Regions from separate parts of the Homo sapiens genome. Here all the other regions are linked to region 1. A link is a loop called in an ENCODE intact Hi-C map of the cell type or tissue named here. Cell type or tissue: B cell. All regions are shown on one strand. Links, peaks and the distances in the headings refer to the core of each region. The heading gives the core; the rest is flanking DNA.

The links. Hi-C counts contacts between places; a loop is a spot of excess contacts. Peaks named below come from ENCODE experiments on the same cell type or tissue, not always from the same donor. Only the 100,000 strongest peaks of a DNase experiment are listed, where the experiment ranks them.
Region 2: a loop joins it to region 1, with 5 times the contacts of the local background. A loop is called at or near these places in 4 of 110 quality-filtered maps.
Region 3: it touches region 1 in a loop (6-fold over the local background); 18 of 110 quality-filtered maps call a loop at or near these places.

Annotation. Positions count from the first base shown.
Region 1 is chr10:32,442,327-32,450,243 of GRCh38, forward strand. CCDC7 (coiled-coil domain containing 7) reads left to right here and starts at 3,814. Exons shown (of 44, transcript NM_001395015.1): 1 at 3,814-4,071. LOC101929431 (a long non-coding RNA gene) reads right to left here and starts at 3,730. Exons shown (of 3, transcript NR_120660.1): 1 at 3,287-3,730. RefSeq lists an enhancer at 3,365-3,684 and a silencer at 3,755-3,984. In B cell, for the core only: CTCF peaks have their summits at 3,909 (motif pointing right) and 4,115; DNase peaks (open chromatin) are centred at 3,785 and 4,895; H3K4me3 peaks cover 2,319 bases; H3K27ac peaks cover 2,076 bases.
Region 2 is chr10:32,186,817-32,194,733 of GRCh38, forward strand. It overlaps the pseudogene PPIAP31. Among named protein-coding and RNA genes, the nearest start is that of KIF5B, 130 kb to the left of the region's middle. In B cell, for the core only: CTCF peaks have their summits at 4,277 (motif pointing right) and 4,483; a DNase peak (open chromatin) is centred at 4,255.
Region 3 is chr10:33,004,832-33,012,748 of GRCh38, forward strand. The region is part of intron 2 of ITGB1-DT (ITGB1 divergent transcript); the gene reads left to right. Among named protein-coding and RNA genes, the nearest start is that of ITGB1-DT, 26 kb to the left of the region's middle. In B cell, for the core only: CTCF peaks have their summits at 4,065 (motif pointing left) and 4,266; a DNase peak (open chromatin) is centred at 4,080; H3K4me3 peaks cover 596 bases; H3K27ac peaks cover 939 bases; H3K27me3 peaks cover 593 bases.

The sequences.
Region 1 (7,917 bases), core at 1,024-6,023:
TTGTAATGTATACCTCCAATTTTGTTTTTCTTTTAAAAAGTCATTCTGGCTATTGCAGATCCTTCCTATTTCCAAATGAACTTTAGCGTCAGGTTGCAAATTGCTTCACAAAAGCCTGATGGTAGTTTCAATGGAATTGCATTGGATTTATAGATCAATTTGGGGAGAACTGACATCCTAACATTATTAAATCTTCTGATTCATGAACACAGTGTATCTTCATTTATTTAGGTCTTTTTATTTTCTCTCAGCAATTTTTTGTAGTTATCACTGTAACTTTTTATCTTATTGAGTGCTGGAAGGTTTTGTATGCCTATAAATATTCTTGAGCTGTGTTTTGGGTCTCAGCTAAGTTACTGGAAACATTCAATCCTTTCAGATCTTACTTTTAAGCTTTGTTTGACAGGTCCAGAGGAGTGTTTAGTGTAAGACTGTTTTTGAACCCTTCCTGAGGCAAAACCCTTTTGAGCACTTTACTCACTGCCCCTTAAATTATAAAACTTTTGACTCTAGCTGGTGGTAACATGAAATATTCTGAGCACTGAGTATCATATCCTATCATGGCACTGAGTGTCATATCCTATCATGCTTCCACGTGGTTCTTTCCCTGGCCATGGATAGTTTTCATACATGTATACAGTGATCATTACCCAGTTGAAGACTAAAGGGGTCCCCTGAAGATTTATGGAGCTCTCTTTGTTCTTTAATTTCTTCTCTCGGATTCTCTCCTTTGAACTCTAGCTTCCTTGGCCTTCCTGGACACCTCCTTCCCTCAACTCAGAGACCGCTAGAAGCTGCCTGGGTTTTCTGTTCTTTGTATCATGACTTGGAACCACCTGTCTTCAGGGAGTAAGCTTAGGAAATAATAGGGATCATCTTAAATTTGTTTCCTGTTATGCAGGGGTCATTATCATTATCTGATAACCGAGGTATAAAAATTCATTGTTTCATATATTTTGTCTGATTCTTTACTTATTCCAGACAGGAGGATAAACCCAGTTGCTGTTACTCCATCTTGGCTGGAAGCAGAACCCTTCACATAAACCCAGTTGCTGTTACTCCATCTTGGCTGGAAGCAGAACCCTTCACATTATCCCTTGAAGGATAATATGTATGGTATGTGTCCATGGCACAAAGTCTATGATTTAATTTAAATTAACTTTCAGGTATGGCACGAGGCAGGGGTCATGGATAATTTTTTTTCTCTCAATGATATCAGCTTTCATTTTCATTGTTGGAAAGATTTTTCTTTCCCCATTGAAGTGCACTGGCACTGTTTAAAATCAATTGACTTTATATATGTGGATATATTTCTTAACCCTCTATTTGTTCCATTTTTGTCTAACTTCGTGTAATATACTATTTTACTATAACTTTATAACTCTTGAAAACCTGTAGTATATGTCATTTAAATATTTGCTTATTTTTTTCAAGATTGTTTTGGCTCTAGCCTTTTTCATTTCCATATAAATTGCAAAATTATTTTCCCAATTTCTAGAAAATAATCTTCTTGGATTTTGATCATAAACGCATTTAATGTGTAGATAAATATTGATAGACATAGACTTAAAAAGTTGACATTTTAGCAATATTGGGTCTTCTAATCCATTAATATGGTACATAATCTCCATTAATTTGGATCTTCTTTAATTTCTCTCAGTAATGTTATATAGTTTTCATTGTAGATGTCTGGAAATTGTATGTTGTCTGGGAATACAGCTTTATTTCTTTCATTGAAATCATTATGCCTTTATTTCTTTTTCTTGCCTTATTGCACTTGTTAAGACCTCCAGTATAATACTGAATAGACATAGTGAGAGCAAATATCCTTGCCTCCTTCCAATCTTAAGGAAAAATCAATTTTTCACTATTGAAAATGATGTTAGCTGGAGATAGTTCACAGATGTCCTTCATCAGATGAAAAAGTTCCTCTCTATTCATAAGTATTGTTTGTTTTCAAAGAATAATCGATTCATGTCACAGACTCAAACCACTGCAAAATTTGATATTACATGCTTAAATTTATTAACTTTTTAAACTTCTTTGCTTTACATTGTCAGCACTGATAACTTTTCTGTGGTTCTTAGCTGTGCTATTAAGGCCACAGATATGAATGGTGAACTTTTGGCTAGACTCATGCTGAGAGTTTTGCTAATGTATGCTAACTTGACAACTTGACCGTTAAGATTTTACCAACAAAATTAGAAATGACTAGATGTAATCTATTTTCAGGGTTCTAGAAAATAACTGAAATTGGCTTTGTCAAATCTAAGGTCTTCTTTAATCTCTCCTGACTTTTAGTTCTATCTTTCCTATCCCTTTCATTTACAACGGTTTTGGGAGATTTGGAATTTAGCAATTCAATTCTTTCTAAACTACTTTCTTAATTTTATTGCCAACTTTAAAAAATAAAAAATTGTTGGTGGAAAGCTTAATAAATCTGATCATTTATATGTACATTTTCTTTGTTACTGACATAAAACACACATACTGAAAAGTGCATAAATAAGCATATGCCTTCATGTTTTTTTTTTTTTTTCTTTTTTAGATGGAGTCTCGCTCTGTTGCCCAGGCTGGAGCGCAATGGCACAATCTCGGCTCACTGCAACCTCCACCTCCTGGGTTCAAGTGATTCTCCTGCCTCAGCCTCCTAAGTAGCTGGGATTACAGGCACCCGCCATCACGCCCGGCTAATTTTTGTATTTTTAGTAGAGATGGGGTTTCACCATGTTGGCCAGGCTAGTCTCGAACTCCTGACCTCGAGTGATGCACTGCCTCAGGCTCCCAAAGTGCTGGGATTACAGGTGCGAGCCACCACGCCCAGCCTGCCTTCATGAATTTTTGAACACACCCAGAAAGAGCAGAAGACAGAACATTTCTGGTACACCAGAAGATGTGTTGTTTTCCCTTTCCAGGCAACCCCAATGGTAACTCCTAGTGGTGTGATGGAGCTAGCCTACACCAGCTCTTGGGAGCTGATAAATTTTCAGGAATCTCTTGTGAGGCATTCAGATTTTACTGGAAAATTAGAAATAATTAGATATAATGAATTTTCAGAGTTTTAGAAAATAGTTGAAATCTACTAAGTCAAATCTAAGGTCTCCTTTAAACCTCCTGGTTTTTAGTTTTAGTTCCATCTTTCCTATTCCTTTCATTTACACACAGGCATTATTAACAGTTAAATTGTATCAATTAATATTTTAAAATATTAAAAACATTTTACTTCGTTCAACTTAAAGACAAAATTAATATATTTCTTGAGGTCAAATTATCTAAAAAACTCTACCTTGTAAAATTGCATCTTAAAGCAGTGCGTGGAAACTGATGGCAAGAAACCACTTAAGTGTCACAACTCTGCTTCAAGTTAATTCCTAGTCCATTTGATTTTGTTTTGCTTTTAAGATCACGAAGCTGGTGTACACTTCCGTGCGAGCTTAGAGTGGTAATGAACTCCACAATACACTGAAAAGAGCTTGAGGAGACAGCAGATGAAGGACTGGGGCTCTGGTTTTGTAGCTGAAGCCCAGGTTCTCAAAGGTCCTACCAGGCCTGTACTTTATTTCTCCTCCGCGGGCCTCTAGGCCAAATGCCTGGATGAATCTGCGCTCAGGGGGCGTCCTGGAATTACACTTGGGAGAGAATAAGAAAGGAGGAGGCCGATGTGCCCATGGACATTATTAACCTTCCGGCAAATCCCCACAGCCGCCAAACTGCGTCTCCTCTTCCGCTCTCGGCGCGCAGCTCACGCTCGCAGCGTCAGCGACGCCGGCGGCGCCAAGGCGTCGTGGCGTCGGGCGCCTGGGACGTGGCTTCAACGGCCCCATCCGGCGCCGGCGGCGGGTGCCCGGCGGTCTTTGCTGCCGCCCGGGGGCGCAGAGGCCGGGCCTTTTCTTTCAGCACAAACGTCAGTTTGTAAAAGGGAGGTGCTGGAGTCTGAGGAGTTTTCAGGCTTCCGTCTCGAAGGAAGTCTGGCAGGCTCGGAATTGTCATCTTCCTCAGGCAAATAGTTTTTCACCTTAGAGCCAGCAAGGCCAAACCGCCCAGTCACCCGACTTCCCACAGTCTCAGCAGGTACACAGGGCGGGGAGCCTCGGGAGCGGCTCCCTTAGCAGGACCTGAGGGTTTCGGGAGAGTCCTGGCTTTGCACTTAGTTTTCCCGCTGCCTGGCTGCCTCCGTGGCGGTTGTGCTGCTTTTTATGCAGGATGTAGGATCGAAGGCAAATCATCCTTTCCCTACGTCCCCTGCCAACCCCTGCCGCTCTCCTCTATTTTGTACACTTTATCATTAAAGGATTTGAAATGAATGTAAGTTAATCCTTGAAGGATGAAACCAGAAAACATTTGTCGTGGTGGCGGAAAGGGACGGATGCACTTGGGCGAAGTAATGCTGACATCCACTTCCTAGCATTGTTAGGAGGGATAAATGAATTAAATATGTAAAGTCCTTAAATATTTGCTTGCTAATACGAGTATTCATTGCGTGTGACTATTTTTGTATTTATGTGAACTTCATCGGAGCATTTGTCAGGTTCTTTTTTTTTGCACCAAGTGAGCGTTGCCTGCCTGCCTGCCTGCCTGCCTCCCTCCCTCCCTCCCTTCCTTCCTTCCCCTCTTCCCTTCCTCCCTCCCTCCCTCCCTCCCTCCCTCCCTCACACTTTTTTGGGGAGAGAGGACACAATGCAATCCATAACAGCATATACACTTGTTCTTTTTTCCATCGAACTTTCCTCTTGACCATGTTTTCTTCTAGTAATACTGTATTTCTTTACTCCCTTTTATAGTAAAATTTCTCTACAGTGCTTATATTCAATTCATTGTTCCTACTTCCTCTCTTTTGAACGGTAAGTCAGATATTTACCTCGATCATTCTACTGAAATTGTTGCCGTTCTTCAGGTTACAAATGACCTACCTCCATGTTGCCAAATCCAGTGTCAGCTTAGTCTTCATTTTACTTGACTCAGCATTTGACGTAGTTCATCACTCGGTCCTTGGTGATATTTTCTTTTCCTTGCTTTCTATGTATATATAACCTTTTGGTTTTACTTATTGGCTCATTGGCCACTCTTCTTACGTCCTGTTTCCTGGTCCTGATGGTTTTGATGGAATTTTTGATGTTTGCTTGGACCTGAAGGTTTTGATGGAGTTTCTTTGGCAATGTAATTTATTCAGAATTCTTTTGAGGCTTTTCAATTTTGTAAATTTAATCTTGGTTTCTGCATCATTTTGCTTGTATCATTAATTTTTACTGAAAGCATCGTGTCACAATCGGCATGAGAAAAATGTAAAAGGGAGCAGGGCGCACAGTGGCTCAGGCGTGTAATCCCAGCACTTTGGGAGGCTGAGGTGGGAGGATCACCTGAGGTCAGAAGTTCGAGACCAGCTTGGCCAACGTGGTGAAACCCTGTCACTATTAAAAATACAAAAATTAGCCGGACGTGGCAGTGGGCACCTGTAATCCCAGCTACTTGGGAGGCTGAGGCAGGAGAATCGCTTGAACCTGGGAGGCAAAGTTTGCAGTGAGCAAGATTGTGCCATTGTACTCCAGCCTGGGCGACAAGAGCGAAACTCTGTCTCAAAAAAACGAAAAATGTAAAAGGGAATATTTTGCAGGGGCTTTGGTTCAAGTTCTATAATGTGTTTATTTACTATTATCATCAGTAATTTCCAAGAGAGCATTGTGTTCTTCCTTCAAATGGATTTTTAGTGACAAGTTATTTTTGCAAAGTCATATTTGATTATGATTTAAAAATTATGCTTGGCAACTATGCATTCAGTTAACTATAGTGTTAACTATAGTGTTTCATCGAAACAAAAAAGCAGTTGTATAATTCTTGGATGAAATAAACATTTTCAGTGCTATTAAGATATTTTCGTTCTATTGTTCACAACCTAGTTTAGAATTTTTATTTTTGAGAATTTTCTGTTTGTGCTTGTCAGACATATTTAAGGGCATGTATCCCTGGCCCCATATATATTATATATTTTTAATTTTAATTTTTTATGAGTAGTCTCTTACACATATATATGATTCTTTTCCAGCGGGGTGTCATCTACTTGTTAAAATCCTAATAAATGTTCACATATTGAAATATCTGCATTTTGGAAATCCATAATTACATCAACAATTGTTATCTGCTGTCCATATGTCCAAAATAATTGAGAAATTATTAGTTTTTAAAACTTTATTCAAAGTGGTTTTATTTATAACATCTGTAAGTTTTATTATTTGTTTTTATATTTTATTCTCTAAAATAGTATGTTATACTATTTGGTATTGATATTTATGTTTTGCATAAATGTGCTAACAGGATACCATCAACTTTTGCCATGGTTTCTGGCAAATAAAAAAAATCCTATTATTGGTCTCTTCATATATATCGGATGATCTTCTGAACATTAGATACTGCTTCTCCAAAAATTGAATCATGTTTATTGTTATTAACAAATATATAGGCCTTTATTTTCTCATTTTCAGTAGAATTGCTAATTATTTATATTTTTTTCAAACCTGATACTAGCTTTTAATACTTATCACTATTGATGTGTATTTTATTAATGTTCAGGAATATGTGATAAATGCTGCTGATCTTTGCATTATTTTTTATTCTTCAGCTGGATTATTCCTCCACTGATTTTATTCTTTGCATCAGTTTTTATTCTTCAGCAGTATTATTTTGTGATTACTCGTGTTGTTTTATCTGTTATATTTTTCATTTTTTAATATCTTCACTTGGGTCTTAAAAATTCCTCTTATACCTGTTTCATATGGCTGATATTCTCTTTCTGTGTGTTTATGTATTTTTAGTCTCTCTGTTTTAATGATTCTACAACTAAAACATGTTTTTTAGTTTATTATTTTTATATTTATTTATTTATTTGAGATGGAGTCTTACTCCATCCCCCAGGCTGGAGTGCAGTGGTGCAGTCTCTGCTCACTGCAACCTCTACCTCCGAGTTCAAGCGATTCTCCTGCCTCAGCCTCCCGAGTAGCTGAGACTACAGGTGCCCACCACCACGCCTGGATAATTTTTTGTATTTTTAATAGAGACAGGGTTTTACCATATTGGCCAGGCTGGTCTCGAACTCCTGACCTTGGGATCCACCCGCCTCTGCCTCCCAAAGTACTGGGATTACAGGCGTGAGCCAATGCGCCTGGCCTATTTTTTATTTTTTAATGGTTTTTTTTTCCGTTGTCAAGTTGTTTTGGCCTGTGAGCTCATATACCCCTGGGGGTGTCCCCTGTTTGTCTGGTAATCTATTATTAGGAAATGATCAAAAGCCAGTTCTCAGCCTGTGTTCCTCCTGGAAGTTAGGGAAAGTATGTGGGTGTATTTGTTTTCGAAGTGCTAAATATTTCCTGTGGTCTGAATGCTTGTGTCATCCCCAAATTCGCATGTTGAAATTGGGACCCAATTCAACATATGGTAGAATTAGGAGGTGGGGCCTTTAGGAGGTGATTAGGTTATGAGTGCAGCACCCTCATAAATGGGACTACTGCCCTTATAAAAGAGGTCTGAAAAAGCTCCCTTGCTCCTTCCATCATGTGAGGACACAGAGAGTAGGCAACATTTATTTAGCGTCTGGGCTTTCATCAGACACCAACTCTGCTGGTGCCTTGTCGTTGGACTTTCCAATCTCCAGAACTGTGAGAAATAAATGTTTCTTGTTTATAAGCTATGCAATTTATAGTGTTTTGTTATAGCAGCCTCAACAGACTAAGACACTAGTGCTGCTGTAACAAAGTACCACAAAGTGGGTGGCTTAGAACAACAGAAATTTATTCTTTCATGGTTCTGGAGGCCAGAAAACTGAAATCAAGGTTTCAGCAAAACCATGTTCCCTGCTAAGGGCTCTAGGGAAGAATCTTTCATTGGTTTTTACAAGCTTCTGGTGGATGCTAGCAATCCTTGATATTC
Region 2 (7,917 bases), core at 1,368-6,367, 260 kb before region 1:
AGGCAGAGGTTGCAGTGAGCCGAGATCACGCCACTGCACTTTAGCCTGGGTGACGGAGTAAGACTCTGTCTCAAAAAAAAAAAAAAAAAAAATCAAGATTGAGGATGGGCACCTAGATTCTGTGTTGGGTTCTCAATTTTGGTTGCCATGGCTGGTTGCTAAGAGAATATGCGTATGTGACCATCCTCTCCCAGTAAACCTTGCACCCTGATACTCCAGTGGGTTTCCCTGGATAGAGATATTCCACACACGTTCCTGTAGTGTAGTTTTGCTGCCAGAAAAAGAAAGCACTCCTGTGGTCTCGGACAGGGAAGGACATCCGAAGCCTGTGTGAGACCTCTCTGGACTCCTCCATTGCATGTCTATTTCCTGCTTGCTTTTATTCTGTATCATTGGCTGTAATAAATCTGAGCCATGAGTATAATTTCCTATTGAGTCTTGGAGCTCTCTAGCAAGTTACTAAATTTAGGGAAGTGGTGTGCCTCAGCATATCCCCCTAAATCTCTGTCTTAGCTGTAGAGAGAACAGTAATACTTTTCCTGGTTTCTCCTACAACCCTAACTTGACAAAAATTAAGTCCCTACTCCAGTTTTGAGACCACTAATTTCTCTAAACCTGTTCTTTAAAAAAATTTCTTTAAGGCAACATTTTTAGCTCTGAGATTTAAGTTAAGTGGAGCTGCTGATACAGCTCCAATGAGTGAAGGAACACCAGGTTCTTCCTCTCAAGTTGAATTAGAAAAAACGGCAGGGACACACGTGGAGTAGTTTTAATGACTGGAGAGTTTAATAGGCAAGAAGGAAGGGAGAAGACAGAAGGAAGACCCTCCCCCATACAGAGACAGAGGGAGGGGGGCCTCTAAAGCCAAAAGAGGAAACCCCACCTGCCACGGATACCAGCCAGGTATATATACAGAGGCTGGAGGAGGTGGTGTCTGATTTACATAGGGCTCAGGGGATTGGTTTGGCCAGGCATGTCATTCACGTAGCCCGTGAAAAAGCTGGCTCTCCCACCCTAGCTTTTTAATATGCAAATACAGGGTGCCATGATGTTCTACACATGTGGGGATATGCGGGGGCGGCCATATTGCCAGGAACATGTGGGGCAAGGGCAAGAAGGCTGCAGGAATGGCCATGTTTGGGTGGACCCAGTTTCTAATGGCCATCATTTGCTTATCAAAGGTTGCCAGCCTGGCTCTAAGAGCTGGGGCTTTACAAGAAACTTTTCCAGAGATGCTTTAAAAAACGAAAACTTCCAAAGGACCCCTTTTGTCTCTATCTGACTAAAATAATTTCTTTTCTTGTTTTTTTGTTATTTGGTTTTTATTTCATAATCATAAACTTAACTCTGCAATCCAGCTAGGCATGGGAGGGAACAAGGAAAACATGGAACTGCAGCAAGAGCACAAAGATTCTAGGATACTGCGAGCAAATGGGGTGGAAGGGTGTTCTCCTGAACTACAGAAGGAATGGTCTGGTGGTTAAGATAAAACACAAGTCAAACTTATTCGAGTTGTCCACAGTCAGCAATGGTGATCTTCTTGCTGGTCTTGCCATTCCTGGACCCAAAGCGCTCCATGGCCTCCATAATATTCATGCCTTCTTTCACTTTGCCAAAGACCACATGCTTGCCATCCAACCACTCAGTCTTGGCAGTGCAGATGAAAAACTGGGAACCATTTGTGTTGGGTCCAGCATTTGCCATGGACAAGATGCCAGGACCTGTATGCTTTAGGATGAAGTTCTCATCTTCAAATTTCTCCCCATAGATGGACTTGCCACCAGTGCCATTATGGCGTGTGAAGTCACGACCCTGATACATAAACCCTGGAATAATTCTGTGAAAGCAGGAACCCTTATAACTAAATCCTTTCTCTCCAGTGCTCAGAGCACGAAAATTTTCTGCTGTCTTTGGGAACTTGTCTGCAAACAGCTAAAAGGAGACGCGGCCCAAGGGCTCGCCGTCGATGGCAATGTCGAAGAACACGGTGGGGTTGACCATGCCTAATAATACAAGGTTTTCCTCGGCAGCAGCGTCTGTCTGGCTCCATCACCAAGGCTGGAGTGCAGTGGCACAATCTCGGCTCACTGCAACCTCCACCTCTCGGGTTCAAGCAATTCTGCTGTCTCAGCCTCCCGAATAGCTGTGACTAAAGATGCCTGCCACCATGCTCAGCTAATTTTGTATTTTTCAGTAGAGATGGGGTTTCACCTTGTTGGTCAGGCTGGTCTGGAACTCCTGACCTCCAGTGATCCACCTGCCTCGGCCTCCCAAAGAGCAGGGATTATAGGCTGTGAGCCACCGCACCCAGCCAATAATTTCTTAATAACTCCTACAACACTGCCAGATAAAAAGAACCAAATAAATGAAAATAAGAAATGACAAAATAGGCCAGGCATGGTGGCTCATGCCTGTAATCTCAGCACTTTGGGATGCCGAGGTGGGTGGATCACTGGAAGCCAGGAGTTGTAGACCAGCCTGGCCAACATGGTGAAACCCCGTCTCTACTTTAAAAAAAAAAAAAAAAATTAGCTGGGCGTGGTGGTGGGCACCTGTAATCCCAGCTACTCTGTAGACAGAGGGAGGAGAATCACTTGAACCCAGGAGGTGGAGGTTGCCGTGAGCCAAGATCTTGCCACTGCACTCCAGCCTGGGTGACAGAGCAAGACTCTGTCTAAAAAAAAAAAAAAAAAAAATAGGAAATGACAAAACAGACAAGGAAGGAAGAAAAGATGCAGCAAAGCCTCTTTGGAGGTCAAAGTTCCATCTGATAAGTCTCCATATTCCCATGCTGTTCACTTTTTGGACACTGGGTGTCTTTATCCAGAAAGCAGAAAAAATTCTACCAGGAAAAGAGCATGCTTGAATAGTGTAAGTAAATGAATAAAAAAAAAAAAAGGCACCCAACACTACTAGCCTTTGACAAGGTTCTGAAAGTAAGTCAGAAAAGGAGGCGTGAGAGTAATTGAGTTGCCTTCATAGGCTTTTGTGTTTGAAATAACTGCAAGAGTATTGATTACCTCCTTCAGTCAACATTCTTGTGAAAGTTCTCATTCTGCATCCCTGCTGGGCGAGAGGCCATTTCTCCCAAGGTAGCTGGGGCATCGTTATTGATGAAGTGGACTTCAAGTGACTAGTTAGGAAAGTCCTCAGGGTTCCTTTCCCAGCCGCCTGGACCCAGGCTTGTGGACAGAGCAGGAGGCAGACCAAAGCCTTTCTTCCTCTTGCCCTCAGAGGAGTGGGGATATTTAGTTTCTTCTGTAGATTGAATGTTTAAGTCCCCTCAAAATTCACATGTCGAAGCTGGGCACAGTGGCTCACACCTGTAATCCCAGCACTTTGGGAGGCCAAGGCAGGCAGATCATCTGAGGTCAGGAGTTCAAAACCAGCCTGGCCAACATGGTGAAACCCTGGCTCTACTGAAAATACAAAAATTCACCCAGCGTGGTGGTGCACGCCTGTAATCCCAGCTACTCGGGAGGCTGAGGCAGGAGAATCACTTGACTCCGGGAGATGAAGGTTGCAGTGAGCAGAGATAGTGCCACTGCACTCTAGCCTGGACAACAGAGCAAGACTGTGTCTAAAAAAAAAAAAAAAAAAAAAAAAAAATTCACATGTTGACACCTAATCCCTAATGTGATTGTATTGTAGGTGTGGAGGTGATAAATTTCTATTTATCTTGCACCTCCCAAAGGTGATTAGGTCATAAAGGTGGAGTCCTCATGAACAGGATGAGTGCTCTTACAGAAGAGGCTTCGTGGACCACAGAGAATGCAAACACTATATGATGTGGTCTCTGTCCCAAAAAGCTTATGATACAGTTATCAGCATCACGGTCACTGTTCTCACTGCTTTCTACGGAGTTCTTACATCCGAGGCAATGTGGGGATCCACTGATTCATGTAACTCACATGATCATGGAAGAAGGTGCCTGATATGTGAGTCCTAGAACTCCTCATTCTGTATTGCTCTCTCTCTTTTAATGAAGCTTCCATTTCTAGACTACTCCTCTCTGGCTTTTCTCCTATTGCATCTCCATGAAATGTTAACAGAAACAACTCTTTTGCTTCTCATCATCAGCTTGTGAGGAGGCATGACAGAAGTGACACATTCATAACAAAGAAGATGGGAGAAGACTAAAAGATGTAAAGAAATAAAGTACCTATTGCAGTGCTTGGCACAGAACAGTTTCTAGAAAAATATTAGTTCCCTTTTTTTTCTTTTGTTTCACTGTGTCTGCACTAATAATTAGTGCCACTAGATGGCAACTTTTGGTCTAAAAACTACCCAGACAATCACTTTCAAATCTTAAAATACTTTTTGGGTTCTCTGTAACTGTATTCCACAGTGACTTTTAATGTAACAAAGTAAGAAAAATCTATTTGGGTTCCAAATAATGGAAAATGTAAATAAGTGAGCAGCAAAGTGCTCTTTGGGCAGAAAAACTGTCTAATGCTATGTCCTGGCCAGAATTTGGCATATAATTCTGCTTAAGAGTATTAATTATTGTGACTACTACTTAAGCACACTGAATGTTAAATTTCTATTTATCTTGCAGGATTCTCAGCATTCCCTGGTGACAATGCTTGTTTCATATTTAGGAGCTCCCCATATTTGCAGCAATCTATTCTTAGAAATAATTTTTTTGGAGAGTTCACTGGCCACAGATCACTCAGATACTGTTCCCCAAGAATTGAAAGGACAGAATCCTCAGCAAGCATTTTTTAAATTATTTACTTTCATTGCTATATAAGAGTTGTATATATTTGCTCAGTAAACTCTTGCAGGAGAATTTAGAGTAACATTTCAGCCTTTTCTCTCAAGTTTGTGATTTTAAAAATGGCTGGAAACATTTATTGAGCACTTATTGTACTGCCAGTTATTATGTTGCATATTATATAATAATCCTATGATAAGTTGGTGGAATTTTTATTTTTTCCAACCAATTTATGTTTATTCCAAAATTGCGAAGTTGGTTAAATATTTGAGAAACAAACAATGTAACTTATGTACTAAGAGAATAAAGGAGGAAAATTGTATAATTTACTCATTAGATACAGGAAAGTCTCCACCAAAATTCAATACTCATTCAAAGTAAAAACTCATTGCAAACTGTGAATAGACGGAAACTTCTGGCTGGGGGCAGTGGCTCATGCCTATAATCCCAGCACTTTGGGAGACCAAGGCAGGTGGATCACCTGAGGTCAGGAGTTCGAGACCAGCCTGGCCAACATGGCAAAACCCCATCTCTACCAAAAATACAAAAAATTAGCTGAGTGTGGTGGTGCACACCTATAATCCCAGATACTCAGGAGTCTGAGGTGGGAGAATGGCTTGAACCAAGCAGGTGGAAGTTGCAGTGAGCCGAGATTGCACCACTACACTCCAGCTTGGGTGACTGGTCTCAAAAAATAATAATAATAAATTTATTAATAATAAAATTAAAAATTAAAAACATCTTTGAATCAAAGGACACTATCAACAGAGTGAAATAATAATAAAATTAAATTTAAAAACAAACTTTAATTTGGTAATGGGTATCTGCAAAAAACCCTACATTAAATCTTACTAATTTTTTGGTAATTAAAGGCAATTTTAATAGAAAACTTGCTATTCTATTATTTTTCCCAATACAGTATTTTTTTTTAATTATGGTAAAATATAATGAACATAAAACTTACCATTTTAGCCATTTTAAGCGGCATTAAGGTACATTCACATTGTTGTACAACCATCATTGCCGTCCATCACCAGACATTTTCATCTTCCCAAACTAAAACTCTGTACCCATTAAACAACAGCTCGATTCCCTCAGTTTCCCAGGCTCTGGAAATCACCATTCTGCTTTCTGTCTCTATGACTTTGTCTACTCCAGGGACCTCATATATGTGGAATCATACAGTATTTTGTGACTAGCTTATTTCACTTAGTCCTGTAGCTTATTTCACATAGGATAATGTCCTCAAATTTCATCCACATTGTAGTATGTGTCAGAATGTACTTCCTTTTTAAGGCTGAATAATATTCCATGGTAGGTATATATCACAATTTGTTTATCTACTCATCCATCAATGGACATTTGGGTTGCTTCTACCTTTTGGTTATTGTGAATAATGGTGCTATGAATATAGGTATACAAATATCTCTCCAAGGCCCTACTTTTGATTATTTTGGGTGTATACTCAGAAAGAAAACTGCCAGATAATGTGGTAGTTCTATTTTCAATTTTTTGAGGAGCCGTCATGCGATTTTCCACAGTGGCCGCACCACTTTACATTTTTACCAGCAGTGTAGGAGGGTTCCACATTCACCATTTCTTGCCAACACTTGTTATTTTTTGCTTTTTGTGTTTGTGATTTTTGTTTGTTTGTTTGTTTTTGAGAGCAGCCATTCTAATATGTATGAGGTGGTATCTCATGAGGTGGTTTCGCTTTGGATTTCCCTAATGATTAGCAATACTGAGCATCTTTTCATGTGCTTATTGGCCATTTGTGTATCTTCTTTGAAGTTCTTTGCCAATTTTTAAATTGGGTTGTTTTGTTGTTGAGTTGTGAGAGTTCTTTATATATTCTAGCTATTAACTCCTTATTAGATATATGATTTGCAAATGCTTTATCCCATTCCATGGGTTTTTGGCTTTTCACTCTGTTGATAGTGTCCTTTGATTCAAATAAGTTTTTAATTTTGATGTAATCCAATTTATGTCTTTTTTATTGTTGTCTGTGTGTTGGTGTTATATCCAAAAAGTCACTGCCAGATCTTATGTCATGAAGATTTTCTTGTATGTTTTCTTCTAAGAGTTTTATAGTTTTAGGTCTTATATTTATGTTTTTGATCTATTTTGAGTTAATTTTGTATATGAGTCCTACTTCATTTTTTTTGTATGTGGATATCCAGTTTTCCCAACATCAATTTTTGAAAAGACTGTCCTTTCTCCATTGAATGGTCTTGTCATCCTTGTTGAAAATCATTTGACCATATATGCAATGGTTTATTTTGGGGCTGTCTACCCCATTCCATTGGTCTATATGTCTTTTTTTTAATGCCAGTACCACACTGTTTTGATTATTGTAGCTTTGTTGAAATCAGGAGGGGGCGAGTCCTCCAGCTTTGTTCTTTTTTAAGATTGTTTTCAGCCAGGTGCGGTGGCTCACACCTGTAATCCCAGCACTTTGGAAGGCCGAGGCAGGCGGATCACGAGGTCAGGAGTTTGAGACCAGCCTGCCCAACATGGTGAAACCCCATCTCTACTAAAAATACAAAAATTAGCTGGGCATGGTGGTGTACACCTGTAATCTCAGCTACTCAGGAGGCCGAGGCAGGGCAATTGCTTGAAACTGGGAGGCGGAGGTTGCAATGAGCCCAGATGGTGCCACTGCACTCCAGCCTGGGTGACAGAGTGAGACTTCATCTCAAAAAAAGGAAAAGACTGTTTTGGCTATTTGGGGTCCCTTGAGATTTCATATTAATTATAATTTTAGTATGGATTTTTCTATTTCTGCAAAAAATATCATTGGGATTTGGATAGGATTTGAACCTGTGGATTGCTTTGCATAGTATAAACATCTTAACAACAGTAAGTCATACATTCTATGGACATGAGACCTTTTTCTATTTATTTGTGCCCTAATTTTATTCACCAATGTTTTATAGTTTTTATTGTACAAGTCTTTCGTCTCCTTGATTAAGCTTATTCTAAGCATTTTATTCTCTTCGATACTATTATAAATAAAATAGTTTTGGCCAGGTGCAGTGGCTCACACCTGTAATCCCTTTGGGATTACAGCCTGTAAACTTTGGGAGGCTGAGGCAAGTGGATCATGAGGTCAAGAGATCAAGGCCATCCTGGCCAACATGGTGAAACCCCGTCTCTACTAAAAATACAAAAATTAGCTGGGCGTGGTGGCACGTGCCTGT
Region 3 (7,917 bases), core at 1,368-6,367, 560 kb after region 1:
CCTCCCAAAGTGCTGGGATTACAGGTGTAAGCCACTGTGCCGGCTACTTTTATTTTTTTAGAGATGGGGGTCTCACTCTGTCGCTCAGGCTGGAGTGCAGTGGCTGGATCATAGCTCACCGCAGCCTTCAACTCCTGGGCTCAAGGGATCTTCCTGCTTCAGCCTCCTGAGTAGCTTGGATTACAGAGGCATGCCACCAAGCCCGGCTAATTTTTAAAAAGTTTTACTTTTTGTAGACGGGGACTCACTTTGTTGCCCAGGCTGGTCTCAAAACTACTGTTTCACGTGATGCATTATTTTTTAACCTACAGCAGTGCTTCAAAGTCACAGAGATTTTTGTCCTAGATCATTAGCTAAACTGCTTCTATTTAGAATTTTTTGTTGTTGTTTTCTTAAAAAAAAAAATCTAGAAATAAAGGTAGGAACGTTTCTTTCCCCCCAAGGTTGAGAACAGTCTCTTTCATCTGTTTTCCAGAATTTTAATAACTGCTTCACAGCCTCTCCTGCGGGTTAGATGTCCTGAGTGTGCTGATGTTTGCAACACTTCCCTTTTCTGCTGTTTGAATCATCTGCAACTTCACAGGGTTAGTAATAAAGTCGGCTGACGGGCAGATCTCATCCTGACCCTGGCAATAGTCACTCTTACCTAAGGCAACTGACTCAGGCTTCTCCTGGGCTCTTTTTTTCACCCCACTAGGCAGATTTCTCTCTATATATGGTAATAATGCTCCCAAGCAGAGGCCGCTGGCTTCCCCAGGAAAACTGGAAAGTGAAATCACATACCAGAGACTTTGTGGTACTGTGGCCACGGTCGTTTTTCTGCTACTAAGGGTGAAAGTCGATTATTAAAGCAATTGCATCTTCCAAGAGCGATTTTCCCGCATCCCTCCGGGCTTGGGGGCTGCAGGGACCCAGCCGGCACACTCCGCACGCCCTGCGGATGACTCACTGCGTTTGCACTGCCGCAGGCGGGCTCGGTGGTGGTGGTGACGCGGCCCGGCAGCCCGGGAACGCAGGCGGGCTGCACCCTCTGGAAGCCAGCCCGGGTCTCCGCGCTGTCTTTCCCAACATCAAAAATGCTGCTCCTATTTGCATAGTGCTTGACCTTAATTGGAGTGCTGTTAGCGCCCGCGATTCTCACCAAAACTTAGTGAAGTGTGGGTCAGTGATCTAGGCCCTTTACTCGTCGGGGAAACTGAGGCTCAGATGAATGTCTTGCCCAAAGTCACACCTAAATTGCACAGCTTAGATGTAAATACATAATTGCAGGGGGAGGCACTGTGCTTATGTCGCTCCATGCTGCGTTTTAGGTTTTCTTTACAAGGGCCAAACACCATCTGCTTTCATGTAATAAACTTCCATTCCACTTTAAATATATAGAAAGCAGCAGAGGAAGTTCAAGGGAGGGCATGAGCAAGCATGTATGGGAGTCCTATTTGTGGAAACATCACTCCAAATCAGTTAGTTTTTTTCCTAGTGAAGTTGATCAAAAGAAAGCCCAAGTTATTCAGAATGCTGAGATTTAAGGAAATGTGTAAAAATATTTATTTCTATCTTTTTAATGTGATCTCATTAGCTTTAAATAGCTGGTCTTCCTTGCTTTTTTGGGAGAGGAAAACAACGTATCTTCAAAACAGTTACCTAAAAATAGTAGAAGCTTTACCAAGGGAGCCAGGCGTGATGGCTCATGGCTGTAATCCCAGCACTTTGGGAGGCAGACGTGGGCACATCACTTGAAGCCAAGAGTTCGAGATCAGCCTGGCCAACTTGGTGAAACCTCATCTCTACTAAAAATAGAAAAATAGGCCGGGCATGGTGGTGTGCACTTGTAATCCCAGCTACTCAGGAGGCTGAGGCGGGAGAATCGCTTGAACTCAGGAGGCTGAGGTTGCAGTGAGCTGAGATGGCGCCGCTGCACTCCAGCCTGGGCCACAGGGCGAGACTCTGTCTCAACAAACAAACAAAAAGAAACTTTACCAAGGGAGTTGTAAATAGAGGTTTGTTTTCAAATTTCATTTTCAAATGCAGCAATATTTATTTTGCTGTCGATATTGTTAGAAAGTGTGTAGGAGAAAACTGAATGTTGTTAGAATATTTAAAAATATGCAGCAGTCTCACAAGCTTCAGTAAGTTTTAAGTTCCTTTGGGTGGGTGTGATAGTTATGACATCAATTGAAGAATACTAACTGTAGAGTATGTTAGACAAAATACACACTCAATGGATGTTGATTAAAACCATTCTTACTCCACTGTTCGAAGCAATTCAATTGTTGTTGTTGTTTTTGTTTGTTTTTGAGATGGAGTCTTGCTCTGTCACCCAGGCTGGAGTGCAGTGGCGCAATCTCAGCTCAATGCAACCTCAGCCTCCGGGGTTCAAGCAATTCTCCTGCCTCAGCCTCCCAAGTAGCTGGAATTACAGGCACACACCACCACGCCGAGCTAATTTTTGTGTTTTTAGTAGAGAGACGATTTCACCATGTTGGCCAGGCTGGTCTTGAACTCCTGATCTCAGGTAATCCTCCTGCCTTGGCCTCCCAAAGTGCTGAGATTACAAGCGTGAGCACCATGCCCAGCTGAAATTCAATATTAGAGTCAGGTTTGAAGCCCACTGTCAGCATCATTGTACTGTTGATTTAAGTATAGTTCTATCCAGAAGAAGAATAAACTAGATGTCTCCGTAAAGTAACTTTTAGTCATGTTTCTCAGCCCTGTCTGGATTGCCAGGGCATTTCTAAAAGGGGCCAGGCACAGTGGCTCTTGCCTGTAATCCTAGCACCTTGGGAGGCCAAGGCAGGAGGATCACTTGAGGCCAGGAGTTGGAGACCATCCCGGGCAACATAGCGAGACCCCGTCTCTAAAATAAAGTAAAAATAGGGCCAGGCGCGGTGGCTCATGCCTGTAATCCCAGCACTTTGGGAGGCCGAGGTGGGCGGATCACCTGAGGTCAGGAGCTTAAGACCAGCCTGGCCAACGTGGTGAAACCCCATCTCTACTAAAAATACAAAAAATTAGCTGGCTGGGCATGTGACGGGCCCCTGTAATCCCAGCTGCTTAGGAGGCTGAGGCAGGAGAATCGCTTGAACTCAGGAGGCCAAGTTTGCAGTGAGCAGAGATTGCGCCATTGCACTCCAGACTGGGCAACAAGGGCAACAAGAGAGAAACTCTGTCTCAAAAAATAAATAAAATAAAATAAAATAAAATAAAATAAAATAAAATAAAATAAAATAAAACAAAATAAAATAAAATAAATAAAATAAAATATAAAATAAAATAAAATAAAATATAAAATAAAATAAAATAAAAAATAAAAATAAAATATAAAATAAAATAAATAAAATAATAAAATAAAATAAAATATAAAATAAAATATAAAATAAAATAAAATAATAAAATAAAATAAGCCAGATGTGGGGTTGTGCGCCTGCAGTCCCAGCTACTGGGGAGTCTGAGCTGAGAGGATCGCTTGAGCCTGGGAGGTTGAGGCTGCAGTGAGCCATGAGCCATGGTCGTGCCACTGTACTCCAGCCTGGGCAACAGAATGAGAATCTGTCTCAAAAAATAATTTTAGAAAAGGGTGGCAAAGGCTGTATGGCCTTTGGGAACAGTCTCATTGCTATTCACCTTGATCATGTCTTCCACCTGCACAATTCCCACTGCCTTTCCCACCGGCACTCCCCTTAACCCTGACTGCAAAAAATTAATGAATGAATTAATTAAAAATTAATACATTATAATCAATATAGTCTCACTTTATAACACTATCATTACCACCTTCATTATCTGTTCCTGCCACTATTTTTCACCTGGACAAAACACAAAGACGTCAATCAAGCAACAAAAAACTCCAAAAAAACCACACAAAAAGCAAAAGTACCCGTACCCCAACTCAGTAGTCTGAAAACCCTTCCGGCATTTTTCAGTGGACTACAGAGCGATATTGGGCATACCAATTGGTGTTTCCTTTTCTAAGTTCAGAAGACAAATAGAAATGTATGAGCCACAGTGCTTAGTTTTTCCATATTGTGGCTCTCATTTTTCCAGCGGGATGCAGAGAAAGTAGTTCTTGTCTGTCACCTAGTGGACAAAAATGGATTTGCGCCTTGCCACTATGCTCTGGTAGCTAAACTTCAGAAACCGCATTGATTCAAATAAAGATTGTTGGATTCTATGAGATGATTCTACTTTCCGAGCTTCAGAGCTCCACAGGTTGAAAAAAAACAAGATGATATAATGCTGAAGACTTGTTGCAAAACAGAACAGGAGTTGATGCAAAATCAAGATGGGAAGAAAACCACACTTACAGAACCACGTAATAAATAGCTGTGCTTGGTGAGGGAATATTATTGTCATTCATATGAGTCAATTGCAATCAGAATACTATGTGGAGCAATGGCTTTAAATGGCCCCATCCTCCAATAAAGCAAAGCAAACAAGAACGTATTGCTGACTTTCAAATGAGCAGAAGTTCTTGTAATCCCCCTGCTAAAAAATTTAAATGAACTTTAACCCAACTCTTTCCCTTGTATCTAGTAAGTCATCTAGTCTTACCAGTTTTTTTCTTACTGCTACTAAGAGTGAGCAATAGATGCTTTTCCATATCAGTTTCCATCTTAGCTCTGACCAGACTACACACTGTCATTAGATTCATCTTCCTTAAACTTGTCACTATTTTTTGAAAATACCCTAGAACTCAATTTCCCTTTCTTTCCAAATACCTCCTCCATCTGATTTCACTGTTACTTTAATCCAGTGTCATCCTACCCTTACATTTTCATTTCCCTGGCCCATTGAAGAAGTGTTGCTCATTGCAGCCTTTGAGTCTTCAGATGGGGTCCTGTCCTTCCCTCCCTTTGCCAGATGAAGCCTTTTCATCCTGTAGGATCCAGCCCAGCTGTTGCCCCTCCATGTCACTCTCCCTTGTCTGAGTAATCCTATGAGGGTTATAGGTTATATTCTATAACTGTGTGCTTGTGCAAATACTTGTCAAATGGTTTACTATTGATACACAGGCTTCAGTCTCATCTTATCCAAAATCTATTGGGAAATATTCCAGGCCAGATACCATTTCTTATCCCTTTTCAAGCCCTCATCGGGGTCTACATGTTTGGGAGCACTGTGAGCTCAGTAAGATACTTGTCGATTGGTTTTCTTTATCAGCTCATAATTCTGCAAGGAAGATGGAGCTGGTATTGTAATTCCTGATTTACAAACGAGGACGCTGAAGCCCAGAGCATTTTCAAGACTTGTTCTTGGGAATGGCAGTGCCAGGACAGGAGCTCTGGGTATTTCCTCCTTGTCTAGTCCCCTTCCTGGTGCACCCCACGGTCATCATACTGATAGAGTGATGCACTAAGCCTGTATTTATTTTCAGATCGATTTCTAGATAACGAGCACAAGCTCATATTGTGAGGAGCAGCTAGACAACAGATGATAATCAGGGTGTGTGCTTATGCAGCCTGGGTGGCAATTTCAGTTCTTTCTGGGTGGCGATGCCACACTTTCAGCCCACACCCATTTGTCCTTTTTGAAAACCACAAACGAGTGCTTGGGCATGTATGACATTCTCCGGCACAGCCCTCTGCACTCATCCAAATACCTGAACTGGCTTGTTTACTCCTTTAAACCACAGTGGCTCCAACTGCTTCCTGCCCTCCTAGCCTGCTGGAAGGTCTCCTGTGGTTTTGGAGCTCACAGGCACATGAGGAATAATTAAAAACCACTGCCATGCGAAAGGGTGTTTTAACGAGTTGTCAGTGAATGACCGGAGTCGGGAAGAATTTCTAGGTAGTTCCTCCTCTGGCCACAGGATGGATTCATTTTCCATCTGGAATTGCACCATGAAGCCTCCTTGGATGCTTTTGTTCTTCCATGCCTGGCTTGGGCCCTGAGGCTTGGGTGTGCTGGGCAGGAGCACAGGGTAGTAAAATGAAAATATCATGTCTACACTCAGGGAGTTCAGAGGGATGGCCTTGATGAAATCAGTCCATTAAATACCTAGAAAATAGATGTTAACAAGATTGTTATGCAATGCTACTGATTTAGAATGATCGTGTGTATTAATCAAACAAAAGCAGTAGAGAGAGGCATAAATTGATTGTTTAAGGAAAATCTAAATGCATAGTTGTAACAAGTGACTTTTATTTTTTCTTTCTGCTTTGAGACAGGGTCTTGCTCTGTCGCCCAGGCTAGAGTACAGTGTCTCTATCACAGTTCACTGTAGCCTTTATCTCCTTGGCTCAGGTGATCCTCCTGCCTCAGCCTCCTGAGTAGCTGGGACTACAGGTGTGCACCACCACACCTGGTTGATTTTGTACTTTTTGTAGAGGTGGGAGTCTCACTTTGTTGTCCAGGCTTGTCTCAAACTCTTGGGCTCAAGCTAGCCTCCTGACTCGACCTCCCAAAGTGCTGGGATTATAAGCCAGCCAGAAATGACTTTTATAATTGCACCTAGAAGTGTCATGAAATGCAATATTAGTACTTCTATTTTATGATAATACTATTGACATATAAAGAAGATTGATTTTAAAATTTACAAGAAAAAAAAAACCCCATTAAAAAGTGGGCAAAGGACATGAACAGACACTCCTCAAAAGAAGACATACATACGGCAAAAACATATGAGAAAAAGCTCAACATCACTGATCATTAGAGAAACGCAAATTGAAACCACAATAAGATACCATCTCATGCCAGTCAGAGTGGCTATTATTACAAAGCAAAAAACTAACAAACAAACAAACAACAGATGCTGGCAAGATTGGAAAGAAAAAGGAATGCTTTTACATTATTGGTGGGAATGTAAATTATTTCAACCATTGTGGAAGACAGTGTGGTGATTCCTCAAAGACCTAGAGGCAGAAATACCATTTGACCCAGCAATCCCATTACTGGGTATATACCCAAAGGAATATAAATCATTCTATTATAAAGATACATGCACGCGTGTGTTCACTGAAGCCATTCTGTTATAAAGATACATGCACGCGTATGTTCACTGCAGCACTATTCACAATAGCAAAGATATGAAATCAATCTAAATGCCCATCAGTGATAGACTGGATAAAGAAAATGTGGCACATAGCCCCATGGAATATATGCAGCCATGAAAAGGAACAAGATCATGTCCTTTGCAGGGACATGGATAGAGTTGGGAGCTGCTATCCTCAGCAAACTAATGCAGGAACAGAAAAGCAAACACTGCATGTTCTCACTTAAAAGTGGAAGCTGAATGATAAGAACACATGGACACATAGCAGGCAACAACATACACTGGGGCCTGGCACGGGGGTGCAGGGGGAAGGAGAGCATTAGGAAGAATAGCTAATGGGTGCTGAGCTTCATACCTAGGGGATGGGATGGTCCGTGCAGCTACCATGGCACAGGTTTACCCATGTAACAAACCTGCACATCCTGCACATGTACCCCTGAACTTAAAAGTTGAAGAAAAAAGAAAGAATATTGGTTTTCGACCAAGTTATTAAAAAGTTTCATGATAAAAGTGGCAAGAGATTTTAAAATGAGAATTGAAACCAACTAGGAACTTGCCATGTAATGTACCAGATGCAGAGGACTCAAGAAGAGCCCAGAATTATTCCCACTGGGAACTGCCCAGATGGTGACGACAACACCAAGTACAACTGCAAACCTCGTGTTCTTCTGTTCTCCCAGCAGGCCGGTGGGAGGGAAGACCAGCTATTCAGAGCCCTCTTTTGTAGGCTTAGAAAGTCAAATGTCTCCCCAACCCCACATTCTTCATAGCTTGGTGGTTGTGGTGAGGGTGGGTGGGTGCCAGTTCTGAAGCCAAGGCCGTGTGACTTCACTATCCACTGAATATTCATACACCAGTGTGTTAAGATACAAACTCCAGGCCGGGTGTGGTGGCTCATGCCTGTAATCCCAGCACTTTGGGAGGCCGAG